Linked DNA regions of Homo sapiens: region 1 is linked to region 2. A link is an interaction called in ENCODE POLR2A ChIA-PET data of the cell type or tissue named here. Cell type or tissue: B cell. All regions are shown on one strand.

What was found. ChIA-PET counts read pairs that join two places held together with the same protein. Peaks named below come from ENCODE experiments on the same cell type or tissue, not always from the same donor. Only the 100,000 strongest peaks of a DNase experiment are listed, where the experiment ranks them.
Region 1: POLR2A ChIA-PET joins it to region 2 with 5 read pairs; 1 of 35 experiments calls an interaction of 5 or more read pairs at or near these places.

Annotation. Positions count from the first base shown.
Region 1 is chr13:77,132,527-77,140,526 of GRCh38, forward strand. It overlaps MYCBP2 (MYC binding protein 2), which reads right to left. Exons shown (of 83, transcript NM_015057.5): 51 at 7,521-7,637; 52 at 6,670-6,810. Among named protein-coding and RNA genes, the nearest start is that of MYCBP2-AS2, 55 kb to the left of the region's middle. In B cell, no CTCF peak of the experiment used is centred here; no DNase peak of the experiment used is centred here; H3K27ac peaks cover 330 bases.
Region 2 is chr13:77,039,036-77,047,035 of GRCh38, forward strand. MYCBP2 (MYC binding protein 2) reads right to left here. Exons shown (of 83, transcript NM_015057.5): 83 at 5,622-6,458. The coding sequence ends at 6,343. Among named protein-coding and RNA genes, the nearest start is that of FBXL3, 16 kb to the left of the region's middle. In B cell, no CTCF peak of the experiment used is centred here; no DNase peak of the experiment used is centred here; H3K27ac peaks cover 1,060 bases.

The DNA.
Region 1 (8,000 bases), 93 kb after region 2:
TGTATAAATGCATGGAGATATACAGAAACTCAATTCTGTAAGAATTCAGATTATATGGGAACTATAAAGATACCTCAGAATACTTCCATTTGTCTATCATCTACTTCCCTTGATATAAACTTTCTCTTCCACTCAACCCCCCTCACAATGTTAAAAGATCTCATTTTTGACAGAGTACCCAAAGAATTGGGTGTGTAAGTTTGAAACCATTAACATCTCCTATCATAGAAGTACACTTGTTTTCCAAAAAATTAAGCTTGTGATTCCAGAGTCTAATGTCTTCCTTGGTAGGTGCATAATAAATTCTCTCTTCATCTTTTTACTTGCATTGTCCCTGATATTTGAAACATTCTACTAGCTCACATTTTGCAGATTCCACATCTTCAGAATTTTAATTTAAAATCAATCAATGTTCCCCAGGTATGCAATCAAAGAATAACTCATGTCATCTTCAATACATATGGTATTCATCCTCATTCAACCATTAAGGTTATAAGTATTTATCTTTCTGTAGTTTGGCAGTTCTAGTCAAAGTAACAGGATTATTACAGCTATAGTTGCTTCATCCTTTTATAACTATATTTATCCTTATCTCTCCACTAGATTAATGCATACGGAACATAAATGCATGGGCTTTGGAATCATATCAACTGGTGTTCCAATACCAGCTCCACTACTTTCTACTTGTGATCCTGGGTGAGTGGCTATCTTTACTCATTGCAAAAATGAGAATTATAATATGCTTAACATCACAGGGTCACAATGAGGATTAAATGAGATAATTAAGGCAAGGAGCATATATATGTTAGAAATTATTTTAAACAGAATGATCATATCAAATGCAAAGAACTAAAATTAAGCATCCACAAATGTGTAAAGCATCAACAAACTGTGAAAACCTACTATGAGCAAAGTGTAATTTTTAATGCTTAGGAAGAAACAAATGTGAGTGAGAAGGGATCCTGAATGAGTCCTTATCCTTAAGTAGCTTAAAAACAGAAATAAGAGGTACATAAACACAAATGGGCTGAAGGCAAGAAAAACAAATATTATGGGTAGCTGGAGAAAGAAGTAAGCCTTCTCTACTTCTACAGATTAAGTGCTGCCTGAGAAGGAAGAGAGAAAGCTATTCTCCCCAGTACATATCTGTTTTCCACCCTCAATTCTCTGCTTTACCTATATCAACTATTCATTAGTTCACATACATAGCATGTCCCCATAACTCTGAACATTTGATTCTCTGTCTAGAAATTCCTTTACTGTTTCCTGGCAACTTTTCTTCAAGTCCTCCTCAAATGTCACTTAAGTGAAGCCATTCCACAACTTATCACAATGCAATTTAATTATGTGAATATGGTATGTCTACCACATTACATGGTGAGTACTCCAAGGATCAGAACTTCACCCCATGTTATTTACTCTGTATCCCTCCCCTCTGCATCTCCACCCAATGCCTACTTTCCAGCTTAGTATTTATTACTAACAAGAATGCAAATAAGAATTCTACGAATAAGAACTCAAATATTTACTAAATGAGCAATTAATGAATTAATGACTATAGCAAAAATGGAAAATAAAGAGAAGATCACCAACCAATTTTTGAGTCTGGACAACTTAAGATTAGAAAAAAATGGAAGTGAAACCATTCTAGATAAATTAGACAACAAAACAAAGACTCTTAAGACATAAAACTGGAAAGCATGTTCTCAGCCGGGTGCAGTGGCTCACGTCTTTAATCCCAGTCTGTAATCCCAGCACTGTGGGAAGCCAAGGTAGGTGGATCACTTGAGGCCAGGAGTTCGAGAGCAGCCTGGCCAACATGGTAAAACCCTGCCCGTCTCTACTAAAAATACAAAAATTAGCTGGGTGTGGTGGTGTATGCCTGTAATACCAGCTACTTGGGAGGCTGAGACATAAGAATCGCTTGAACCTGGGAGGTGGAGGTTGCAGTGAGCCAAGATCGTGCCACTGAACTCCAGCTTGGGTGGCAGGGCAAGGTGCTGTAAAAACAAACAAACAAACAAAAAACAAAACAAAAAACAACAACAAAAATAACAAAAAAAAAAAGGAAAAGTGTTCTAAAAAGGGCAAAAAGTTCTACATAATTGATAATGAATGCCTCACAGAGGATCTGAACCCTTCATCTATTTAGCTCTATCTTTCCCATTGACTTAAAAATTATTTTGGAAACGATACAGTCATAATATGAATGTCTAATGTTATTTTGTCTCTCAACTAGAGCATTACTAAAAACAGTTAAAGTCACTTTGAACTAAATTAGGATATGAATATTTTTCAGTCAAATATGGTGTTTAAATAGAAAGACTGATAGATCCAAATTGAGCTAAAGTTCATACTTAACGATGAATACACGAATTCTAAAACATGAGTAAACAAGACAGCATGACAAGATCACTTTAAGGATTATCTAAAATGGGTAATTATAGTAATCTTATTTTTAAAAATAATTCATCCAACATTCAGTCAGTGTTCAAACTTCCAATCTCTGCCCCCATTCCTCTCTCTATAGTTTGTTTGAGTTGGGATCCAAATAACGTGCACACATTGATGTCAATACAAAATTGTTTTAACTAGAAAAGGTTGAAGAGATAGACACAAACAGTGCTGAAGGCAACTTTTCAGTACTTTCACTTCTTTTTAAGTTAGCAGCATTGGTGTTTGAATACTTCTAATTTGATTTCATATCTCCCAGCTTTCATTTTTTTATTGAGTCATGTTTTACAATTAACAGCCATGATTAAAGTTCATTTACTTTAAACGAACTGAAGTAAGAAGGGAGAAAGATAGTTTTTCCAGCAGTAAATGTATAAGACATACAAAAGAAGAGGCAGCAAGATGCAACTATTTAGGTGTGTTATTTCCTTGAGAAGATGAGAGGGAATCATTATTCTATGTCCTACCATGTTTAGCCCTGCACAGTCAGATACTCATAAAAAAAATGTACTGACTGCGTAAGGGGTCTGCCCTAGTCCCTACAGAAAATCATACCTGTCCCTGCCTATGCCAGGCCTCTGACTCTGTATGAGTCCTCAGTTAATACCTGTACTGAAGTAACTTTATCCCAGATCTGTTTAGAGCCCTATGCCAATTAATTTTGCCATACTGTACCCCATCTGTCATCTTTGATCACCACCCAAAACATAAATCCTTATGTCATCTACCTGTTCTTTCATTTTTATACCAAACTGCTCTGTTTCTTCCTGATCCAAACTATTCCCATCCCCCCATGACTTTAAATTGTGTCTTATGGACCCCTTCCTCCAATGGTAAACACATTGTTTTTATCTTTTTTTTCTTTTTTTTTTTTGAGACGGAGTCTCACTCTGTCACCCAGGCTGGAGTGCAGTGGTGTGATCTCAGCTCACTGCAACCTCTGCCTCCTGGGTTCAAGCAATTCTCTGCCTCAGCCTCCTGAGTAGCTGGGACTATAGGCGTCCACCACCACGCCTGGCTAATTTTTGTATTTTTAGTAGAGACAGGATTTCACCATCTTGAACTGCTAACCTTGTGATCCACCCGTCTTGGCCTCCCAAAGTGCTGGCATAATAGGCGTGAGCCACCGTGCCCAGCCTGTTTTTATCTTTAACTTTGTGAGTCACATCATCTGTGTGTCTTCAAGTCCATGCAGATGATCTTCCACCTGCCTAACTTCTTAGTTCCTAGACTTAGGCACTTGTAGTGACTTCCACGTGCACTGCACTTCAGCCACCCTCCCATGGCAATGTAATAGAGTATCTCATTTGTTAAAGTGCCCTACCTATGATATCAAATACAAATATTCTACTTTATTGCCTGCATTTTTCCAACTCTTTAACTATAGTGCATTCACTATATTGTTCTAGGATTTTATTAAATCTTCTAAATCCCTTGGACCTTCCATTTGTCCTTTCACATTTCTAACTTAGGTCTGAGTCCACATTCCCAGAACTGATAATCTTAATTGCTATTTCTGTCACAGCAGCTCAGCAACTAGTACTATAATTTGCTTTCTTGGCTCTTTCTTGGCTCTTTTAATTCCAGACACTTAGGGCAATAAAGGACTAGGCAGGGGATTCCAGTTGGGTCTATACAGTGGTCTCATTGAGTCTTTAGTGGCCCAGTAATCCTTCAAACAATATTTCAAATATTCATTGCATTTCTCAACCCCCTAACTTAACTCATTCTTTTGATTCTGAACTGATCGTTTTCCTATCTTCTATTTTAAGGGAACTTGTAGTCTCCCTCAACCTCTTCCCTTCGTCCCTCCCTCCTCTAAAACATAACTACTGCCATGCATATTCCCCTCTCTTTTACAGAAGCAAGCTCTCTAAGGTGCCCTTAATTCCATTTCCTCCTCCTGTTTCTCAGTCTTCAGTCTTGTCATCTATATCTTTAATTTCTCCCTTTTTCTACTAGTATCTTTCTTTTAACTTATAAAACTCTCAAGTCACTACTACTCTTAAAATGAAGAAACCAAAAAAACCCTAGCTTCCTAACAATACCAGACACTCTTGAGCTGTTTACATTAACAACCTCCGCACTCACATTCCAGTGAAAACCACCCACAAGTATCTGTATGCCTCACTCCACTCCTTACCGCTCCTCTAACCTTTGTTACTCCCTTCTTTCCCTGACCTTAAGGAGACTGTCTACTACAGATTGTCTCTTGGATGGGGTTCAAAAGCATCAAGTAACAGAACACAATGCTTTAAAATAAAATCGTGGGATTCAGAATTGTGACAGATGGTACTTCTTGCTCTTCCTTTCTACTTTTGTTTATTGACTTGCTTTATCTGTGTGAGTATCTTTCTCTCCCAAAAGCAGCTCCTCAAATGAGCAAAGAAATCAGAGAAAATTTGGACTAGGAAGGTAGAAAAGATAATATAATCTGGAATAACATTTTATTAGGGACTTAAGAAAATTTTCTTAAATAAAACACACAATGGCCAGGTGTGGTAGCTCATGCCTGTAATATGAGCACTTTGTGAGGCCAAGGTAAGATGATCGCTTGAGCTCAGGAGTTTGAGACCAGCCTGGGCAACATAGTGAGACCCCATCTCTATATTTTTGTGTTTTTTTTGAGACAGAGATTCGCTCTGTCTCCCAGGCTGGAGTGCAGTGGCGTGATCTTGAATCACTGCAACCTCCACCTCCTGAGTTCCAGCGATTCTCCCGCTTCAGCCTCCAGAGTAGCTAGGATTACAGGTGCCCGCCACCACACCTGGCTAATTTTTTGCATTTTTAGTAGAGACGGGGTTTCACCATGTTGGCCAGGCTGGTCTCCTGACCTCAGGTGATCCACTGGCCTTGGCTTCCAAAAGTGCTGGGATTACAGGCGTGAGCCACCTCGCCTGGCTCTCCCATCTGTATAAAAAACAAAAACCAACTCCCCCTTGCCCAACAAAAAAGTCTATATTGGAAAAAAAAACTGTACAAAAGTGGTTGCTATAATTATCTCTTTAAAATACACTTTCATAGAGGGTCAAAATCCTTTTTATTTTTAACTGCAGGTATAAATCTGAGGAAAATTTAATAAGACGTAATTGATGTAATTTTTTAATTTAAAATTTAGTATTTTACTTATAGATGTATCATTGTTCAACTTAACCTCCGTAAAGCAGTAAGCCAACACTCTAAATCTTCTTGATCACATATCTTCCTTCTCTTTCTTGCTCTCTGTCTATATACAGTCTCCACTGTGCTATTATAAAACATACACAAAAGCATATAAAAAAGAATGAGATCAATAAATAGAAATAGAAATTCCAATGTTTTCTTCACCAAAGAATTGTCTTGTATTATATAAACTACTGCTTTGGAGAACATTATTATGGACAATCAAGGAGAAAGTCAAATGGAATATACTGAATGGTTTGATACAATAAGCTAACTTTATAAACGGATTTTTAAGAAATTCAACTGTTTAAAATACTAAGTTTTTAAATAAAATTTTACCCGTGCTATTTATTAGCTCTATCCTAAAGAGCACACACATTTGATGGTAATGAAAAAAGGAAAAATCATTCTTTCCTGGTTAATATATAAAACGAAGTGTGGGTTATTATTATACTTCATGAAGTAGCAATCTTGTGAACACTGGCTCTATTCTACTATACTCAACAAGGAGGTACAATGAATTCTCTCAAAGACTAGGATTTAACTTCAACTAGAATACAACGGAGCACCACAAATCTAAATAATAGTATTATAAGCCGAGAAGGAAGAGAGTCAAAATTAGACAGAACACACAGAACTATCTGCAAAATGTGAACATAACATACATTTATACATGTTTTTGAATGTATAATTCTGAGTTCATAAACTTTAGTTTGGAATTCATTCCACACAGCTGTATAAATAAGAAAGAAAAAAATGTAACCACTCTCATTTTCTACCTCTTTGAAAGGAATTCAGTAGTTTTAATTAAGTAGCAATTAATTAAATTTACTACTTCCTGCCTATCTGTGATGGATCATAATCTGCACTAAGGGCCTTAACCTTGCCAAACTTCACTTTCATTACACAGAAGCCCTTAAGAATTCAAGAAATTGTAAAGTAAAGGTTACTTAGTTGTGGGTTACCTCAGAACTGAAAAGCCTTAATTAAAGAAAGCTCTGTAAAACAAACAGCGTGTATCTATAATGCTTTTTAAAACCACCTTTTACTTACGTCAACAGGGACCAGAAGACTCTTGCCAAGATGTTGATTAAAAGAGAGGCACCAGGCTTCAGTGTAACCATTCATGTTAGGGACATACTTCTTTATTGTCTCATCATTCAGCCTCAGCCACACACCATCATCATTATGGATCTATAGAAAAAAGCAACAGAAACAAGCCAGGCCTTCCTGTAAGTCCTATGAGGCTAGCAAGGTCTGAAAGTCTGCAAAGCAGAAAAATGATGGTGCATGTGCAGATTAAGCATCTAGTTTTTGCAGAAAGTAAGTCTGAGAGACCCTCCAGGGAAAAAAAAAGCAGCAAAGAGTGCCAACACAATATGGTAATTCATGTGGCAAGACTGTAAAAACAATTTCACTTAGGAATAAAAACACAAGGAAACCACACTTTAAGATACATAAACAGTAAAATCAGATGTTTCCCAAAGGAATATGAGTCTTCCTTCCCTTATATTTATATTTTAAGAAACAGAAGTTACTTGGTTATATTACCAGAAAAATATACTGTCCAAAGTTAAAGCAGTAAGAAACACATTTCAAAACAAACAACATTTTAAAATGTCATGAAGAACTATACCCATTTTCAGTGAATACATGTACAGGTTCTGAATACTATGTCGAACATTGTTCTTTTCATGTTCAAAATATAATTTTAGTCATTTTTTAATGATAAAATAAATGAAATGTTTGAAACTCAATGAACACATTCTATAAAATAGTTTTAAAATATTTCCCAAACTGCTTAAAACATATTCTGACAAAAAACTCAGTAACCTTATTATTATGCAAACAATGCAAAAACTTTCTGTCCAAAATTTACTACCAAAAGCTCCTTTATCAATTACCTCATCAATAAAAGTGATAGTTCCATTGACTTTCACTATGCCTATCTGCTCACTCTGAAGGGAAGGGTGGCTACGGATGCGAAGCCCCGCACTGTCCTTGGCCACAAATTTTCGAACCTGAGAAAGGCAAAGATAAACAGTGAGGTAGGAAGAACATAGAATAGAGATCTTACAAGTAGCAAGAAGTAAAATTAAGCAGGTTTGAAAGTATCGTAATTCTTAATAAGGTTCCAGAATTATTTGTAGAGAGGCTCCCTCTGCAAATAACAGTATAACAACACTAACAACAGAACTTTTAAGCACTGAAATGTGTATTACTGAAAATAAAGCTTAGACAATTATATATATTTTAACTCATTTCTAAATACTGAAGATACGTGTTAAGAAGGATAAAAACCATTTCTTTCTGTTAGAAAAATAAATTCAATTACCAATATTTCATTTTTTTAACATGCAGTTTACCAAAATGCCTGTACTTAC
Region 2 (8,000 bases):
TCTAGGATTCGATTGTAAACTCTTCAAAGGAAGGAAGTGTGTTTTGTGACTCTTGATTATAGCCTTTATCAACTCTTTCCAAGATTACAGCCATAACTTCCCAACTGTCTTATCCAGTGGTGGTGTTTTTCAAGCCACCTTCTGGCCTGCTTCCTGCCTCATCTTCCTAGAGCACACATTCGTGCATACCTCTTGCTAAAAAAAAAATTCCAATGATGGATGATAAAATCAAACTGTTGAGAATGAGATTCTAGACCAGCACTGTTCATTACAAATGCGTGCAAGCCACATATGTATTTTACATTTTTCTAGAAGCCACTAAAAAAAGGAACAGCTGGAATGAATTTTAATAATTTATTTTATTTAACCCAGTATAGCCAAAATATTCTCTGTGTAATCAACATAAAAAAGTATTGAAATACTTTCCATTCTTTTTCTTGGTGAGACTCAGTGGCCTCATCTGATAATATTTTGGATAATATTTTGTAGGTTTGTGGAAGATGAACACATCATGATGCTTGTGAAGCCCATTGTATTCCTTTCCTGTTGCTGCTGTAACAAATCGCCACAGACCCGGTGGCTTAAAACAACACATTTATGATTGTGTAGTTCTGGAGATCAGAATTTTGAAATGTACTAACAGCAGAGTGTACATTCCCTGTGGAGCCTCCAGGGGAGAACCTGTGTTCACCTTTGCCAGCTCCCAGAGGCCACCTGCATTCCTTGGTGCCTGGCCCCTTCCTCCATCTTCAAAGCCGACAGTGTAGCATCTTCAAGTCTCTATCTCTGGCCTCTGCGTCTATCCTCACATCTCCTTCTCTGACCGTGACCCTCTTGCCTCTCTTTCCCATATTAGAACTCTTGTGATTACATGGGCCCATGGGGTCAATCCAGTGTACTCTTCCCATCACAAGATCTGTACCGTTAATCGCATCTGCAGAGTCCATTTGCCATGTAAGGCAACATCTTCACATCCCAAGGGCTAAGACGTGGACAGATTTGGGGGGATGGTTATTCTGCCTGCCATGACTGTGCAGGGCCACGGTAAGCCCTCAATAAATGCTTTGTCTAATGGTTATAAAACCTGGATTAAGGTCCTTAATAACATTGAATTATTTGCAGGATTCTGTATTTGTGTTCCATGGCTGTCTCATCCTACCACCTGGCAGAGCGCGCCACACATCTTGACAGACTCTCATGCAGTTCATTCATCAAGCGCCTTCTCTGTAGAAGTCGTGGTTACTAAACACCCTCATGAGAGTGTACTGTCAAGTGTGGACCTAGACCAGGTGTTCAAATATTTATTAAATTAACGAAGCAAAACAGCTTACCTGGTGCTTCTGAGGAACACGTTAATGCCTCAGTTCTCACCATCATCTCTCCCTGGAATGCCCTTTCCCACTTTTGCTTGTCAAAACTGATCTATCCTGAAAGACTATCTGCGTTGGCTTTTTTTTTTTAAATTAACAGATGAACATTGTATGTTTTAAATGAAGATATCTCTGACCTTGCTTGTTACTGGAGAAACTTACTGTAAAATTGATGGCCTTTTCTTGAGCAATTTGATAACATTGTATGGTTACAGCGAGACACTAATCTTTAACCTTGGCTTTTTCTTTCATAATTTTTCTTCACTGTAACTCCCTCCAGCGTATATCTTTTTGTAGTCTTGTTATTTTTTTCTAAGCCACCCTAAGACATTTGAGAAATGAAGCCATAAGTAAGTCATTTAAAATGTATTACCCTCCTGTGTCAGGCAGGTCCTCTAGGAAGCAGATGCCAAGATTAAGTTAGAAGTGCAGAAAATCTGTTGGGGGTAATCCCTATGAAAGATAAAGTGATGAGGGAGCAGGAGTGGGCAGGGAGAGCCATTAGACTGTGATGCAGGTCTGGCATCTAGGAAAGAAGAGAGAAGGAAAGATTGGGTAGGAAAAGCCTCCGACTGCAGGGCAGCTGTAAGACAGTCTCAGTCGGCCTGAGTTCTTACGCAAGACCGCGCACGCAGGAGTGCCGCTTGGGCAGAAATGGCCAGGCCCGAGAACCCCATCTGAACTCTATCACAGGCTGGGGCTGCCCTGGAGGAGTGTGACATTGGGTCATATGTGGGGGTGATTAAAGCTGGAGGCTGTCAGCTAACTGGACTCCTTGAGGTGGGGCCTCCCCTGAAGGGAAATCTGGGTGGAGGTACCTCCTGACGACACTGAACACTCTTGGAGGCATATGCTGTCTTGTCCCCTGTGCAACCTTGGCCATACGATAAGTGTCCTGAAATTTAAAACTTTGAGTACTGACATGCCTGATACCCAAATAAAATGCTCACTGGAGCATTTTGGATTTCAGATTTGGGATGCTCAACTGGTAATGCAAATATTCCCAAACCTGAAAAAACCCGAAATCAGAAACACTTCTGGTCCCAACCATTTTGGATAAGATGTATTTCATAAATTAGTATTTCTTTTCATAGAACTAGCAGTAATGTAACAATAATAGCATGATGTGATAGAGCTTGGGCTTTAAACCCAGAAAGCTGTGAATTCACATCTCAGGATTTTTTTTTCTGAAGCTAAACTACAGCTGGAATCTAGTGCAAATAATTTCTTTAAACAGCCAAAATGGGATTAATAATGCTTTACTCTCAGAGTTGCCAGGAGGATTAAATAAAATGCCTAATTTCACTGGCTGCCTTTTAGGAGGTGTTGAGTAAATGTCCTCTCCTTTGCTCTCTCTTGAATAGTTTATTGTGGGATAAAGCACTTTTGTATATACCTTCTCATTTGATTTTGATTTGGAATAATTTCTAATAAATTGAGATTTTAAAAGGTATGTGGCTGACTCAAGGCCACCCAAGCAAAAACAAGGCAGAACCAAGGCTTGAATTCAAAGCTTCTGGTTTCCATCCCAGCACTCTATGCACTATCGGCAGTTTTCAGGAAAATGAGCCGCAGTGTTCCATCATACAGCCAATAGCAGAAACACGTGATGATGTATAGGTAGAATACAGTGACACAGTGGGCAGGGAGATATATTGGGCTGAAAATCTGAAAAACAATACAAATTACTAAACATTCTGAATGAAAAGTGAATAAAGGGAGCATTGCATATATTTTATCAAATAAGCTTATTGAGGTTGGGTGCGGTGGCTCACACCTGTAATCCTAGCTGAGGCAGGTAGATCGCTTCAGCTCAGGAGTTTGAGACCAGCCTGGCCAACATGGTGAAACCCTGTTTCAATTACAAAAATTAGCTGGGCATGGTGGCTCGTGCCTGTACTCCCAGCTACTTGGGGCTGAGGTGGGAGGATCACTTGAGCCCAAAAGGCAGAGGTTGCTGCGAGCCGAGATAACGCCACTGCACTCCAGCTGGGGCGACAGAGTGAGACCCTTTCTTAAAAAAAAAAAAAAAAACCCAAAAAACTCAAAAAACCAAAAACCAAAACCAAATAAGCTTATTGATAAAATAGGGAGATTTTAGGCCTAAACAGTCTAGCCATAATACTAAGAAAAATGGCTTTTCCTAGGCTTGAAAATATAACGGAAAAACAATTTCTTTCCAGGAAGATTCACTGACATCTACCACTGTGATTCTGCTTTCTGTCTCCTGCCTTGGATGTTACATGCAGTGTTTGAAGGATGGTCCTTGTGTGTAGGATGCTTGAGCTAAAAATGCCTGCCAAAGCCACTCCTTCCTGTGCTTTGTCATAATTTATTGCTAAGATGTTTATGTTCTCTGGTTTTGAGGTGCTAGAGATCCTGACTAAAAGTGACTTCCTCATAAATGAAGATAAGTTGAAGTCATTGTGAGTATTCACTACACAGCTTTGTTGATTTTATCCCTTTCATAACTTGAGATGGCTTTTTTAGCCAAGCCATCTCAATAGTTTGTTTCTTTTCCTCTACGATTTACAAACTGAGCTGACCAGTTTGCCAGCAAAGTTAACTGACGCAAGATGGTATTCTTCGCAGCTATTAAGTGTCCATAAAGTCTCTTATCTGTGTGGCATTCTCAAGGTTAGTTTCATTCCTGTGGCCTGTGAATTTAAGTCAAATATACTGACAGTGTCAAGTCAAATATACTGACAGTGTCCTCACTGCATTCTCCCCTCCAGTTTTCTTGTAACAGCTTTAGTCTCTCTACGTACTTTGTGTTTTCTGGAAACATTTTCAGTCAATCCTAAGCTTGAACACTCATACTTACTGTTCTTTGATCATATTCTAGATTTTCCTACTTAGGTATTTCTCATGCCTTTCTCCACATCTCTGCTCCTTGAAATGCTACTTATTCTTCAAAAGGCAGCTTAAATGGCCTCTTAGCTACACTCCCAACGACAAAACAATAATGATTTTTCCTAAATCCTGAAGCATTTGGCTTGGATATTTTTATGAAACTTATTAGAACATTCTGTAAAATAGTTACCTGTGCTCAGATCTGATCTTTATTTTTTAAGTTCCTTCAAGGCAAAGATTGTTTTAAATTTCTCATAAATGCTTAACACAAATGTCATTAAATTTGTCAGTAATTCTATATTGACAAATTAAGTTCTATATTTCCCACAGTTGGAATTTAGAACAAAATGTGATTAAAACTTTTGCTAGTCTTGGCCAGGCGCGGTGGCTCACGCCTGTAATACCGGAATTTTGGGAGGCCGGAGGCGAGCGGATCACCTGAGGTCAGGAGTTCAAGACCAGCCTGGTGAAACCCCATCCCTACTAAAAATACAAAAATTAGCTGGGTGAGGTGGCACACGCCTGTAGTCCCAGCTCCTTGGGAGGCTGAGGCAGGAGAATCGCTTGAACCTGGGAGGTGGAGGTTGCAGTGAGCCAAGATGGTGCCACTGCACTCCAGTGTGGGCAGCAGAGTGAGACTGTCTCAAATACAACAACAACAACAAAAGTTTTGCTAATCTGATGTATGATGAGTCAACAATCAATAATTTGGCAATTTCATGACTCGAGTGTCAAAAAGATGTACCTAAACACACCGTTGTCTATAGAAAATGAATAAAAAATTAGTGATTTTATTACTTTATATGAACTTCAAAAAGGGGCTGGGTGCAATGGCTCACGCCTGTAATCCTAGCACTTTGGGAGGCCAAAGCAGTGGGGATTGCTTGAGTCTAGGAGTTTGAGACCAGCCTCGGCAACATGGCAAAACCCCATCTCTACAAAAATTACAAAATTAGCTGGGCATGGTGCTGGTGCATGCCTGTAGTCCCAACTACTCAGGGGGCTGAGGCTGGAGGATCGCTTGAGCCCAGTTGGAGGCTGCAGTGAGCTGAGATCACGCCGCTGTACTCCAGCCTGGGTGACAGTGTAAGACCCTGTCTCATAAATAAATAAATAAAGTTAAAAATGCTGCTAGTTAAAATAGAAGTTAATTTCCTAAATGCTTTCTTCTGTCTTTGGTATGAATATATTTACCTACGAATATATATATATATATTTATGATCTTCTGCTTAGGGTTTAAGATTCCAACATTGCACTTCATTACTATTCTTATTTTCTCTAACAGTTTTGAAAATTATGAATGTGTTGTGTTAGTAAATTTCTTTCTGAGGAAAACTGGACTTTTAGACCTTAAAGGTGTTCAAATTTTGTTTTTTAAACAATACCTCCCACAGTGGTAGACTTTATCACTGTATAAAAATGTACAGTGGTTTTATTGACATGTACATTCCAATATGTTTACAGCTGCAAGATAATGAGGCACACTCAGTATTGCACTTCATTAAAATTTCAGGCTCAAACTTAACCTAGAAGTTTAAATGAAATTGCATTTGTAATTTAGTAATTCTTATACAGGACAAACATTGATATGTTTATATACAGTGTGATACTTATTACATTTATATGCTGTCCTAACACAATGTTTTTTTTTTTTTTAAATAACAGTCTAGGAAATAAACCAGAATATTCCTCTTTTTATCCCCACCCGTGATGCAATTGTACAGGATTACAAAAAGGCAGTATACAATAAACAATGATTATTTTTCTTTTTTGCTTGAAAGCCAGCATCGTTCTTAGTCCATGGGCATGGCGATTCTTTTATATCAATTATCTATAAATGTCCAATGCTTCACAGGCCAATGACGGTAATGGCCACATGCAAACACCTCACAAGTTTGATGTCATTTGTTCAAAAGAAGATAAACCAAAATAATGGGGAAACTTTTCATAGCAAGAATTATGTACATGGTATTTGGTATCCTTCTTGCACTGTGAATGGTTCATTTTCATGGATGTAAAAATGGTCCCGTCCTTATCCTGAGCAGAGTTTAAACTTCACCGCATCCTCTTGGGGGATGAAGGCAATTTTTCTCTCTGTAGACAAAGGATCTGCGTGTTCTAAAAAGTGTGGGCATTTCTGCACACTCCACATCCCAGAGCAAACTCTTCCCCAGTGGGTGGATGAACAACATGGAGTGGACATTCAGTTCCTTCTAACTGCTTGCCTTTGGGACCTGTATAAATTTGAAGGAGGCAAAGGAAAATAATGTTTTAAGAATACACACATATAAACCTCACAGAAATATAAATCACTGATAGGTTATTCAAAGAAATAACATGACTATGGTTATACAAATATAACATTTAGAAATTTTTCTTCTGATCACAAAAGTAAAAAATGTTCACTATAAAAAATTCAACACAGATATGTACAATGGAAGAAGTGATGGGGTCCCTTACTCACTATATCCTGCCTAGAGAGGATCACTTCGAGCTACAGATCTTTTTCTATTAATAAATGCATCAGATATATCATTTTAAAACAGAGTAATGAACAAAAAAGGTCACAAAACCCCTCAATTTAGTCTGGCAGAACATTATTTTTCTGAATAGAAAACAGGGAGATTTTTGTGTAGAATGTTTTTCTATAAGTAAAAACATTTAAGTTTAAAGAAGCCATGTTTTCCCTTTTATTTTTACTGATGAAAAAGCCCACACTGGTAAAATGGGAAGGCCAATGATTCCTGTAATTTTTAAAAGTACCTGAAGGATATTAGCAGGAAAATGAAAGTTATCAGGTTAAAAACATGAACAATGTTATAAAATACAATGTGGAAAAAACACTTTGGGGAAGATATGAATTTGTTGATAATAATCAAAGTAGGCCTATCAAATGTACCAAAAACAGTATTTTAAAAAAGAAAATTATTATATTAATGTGCTTCACGTCATGGGTTTCATATCATTTAGAAAAGATTTTTAGTTCCTTTAGAAACCAGGAGGCTTACTTTGTCAGAAAAACACGCTAGGCTTATACTTGAAAGCAGAGTCCCTATTTAATAGTAGATGAAGGAATAGGAACTCTGCATTAGTTTTCTACAGCTAGTTTTCAAAATAATAAATCTAAATTCTGATTGTGCTTGAGAGAAAAATATCACGAGATTGGATGGAATGAGCTTACACTGATCAATGAGGAATGACGTCTCATTTACTTTACCTTTTCTAGGTTTAAAAACATTTCTGACATAAGAGAAGGAAACCATGATGGATAAAAGGCTAGCATTTATAAAGCTCTTAGACTGCACAGTATAATACCCAATAAATGTTGGCTATTACTACTATTACTGAACAACCACAAACTGAGGCCTGATCTAGAGGAATAAAAAGTAAGTTCTGTACAAGAGTAAGACCAAGACATTAGAGTGTCAAACTGAAGACAGCTAATCTCAGAGAAGTCAACTTCAGGTTAGAGCTAACAGGCATGAGAGTGGCAATGAGTGCCACCTCAGACAAATGCAGGCACAGACCTCAGGATGGGTCAGCATGGGAGGATGCCAGAGGTTTGCTAGAAAGTTAATTATTCCTGTTAGAAAGTAGTTCAGTAGCTCCTGCTCCAAATCACACTGCAGATTGGTGCCCACCCCACCAGTGGGTGGGGGAGAGTGCGCAGGATGGGGACACTCAATGGCAGATCTAGTTCAGATACACAACATATCAATGGTGGTGACACAAACTGCAGCCCTTGGGTTTTTTCAAGGAAAAAATGAGTCATTTAC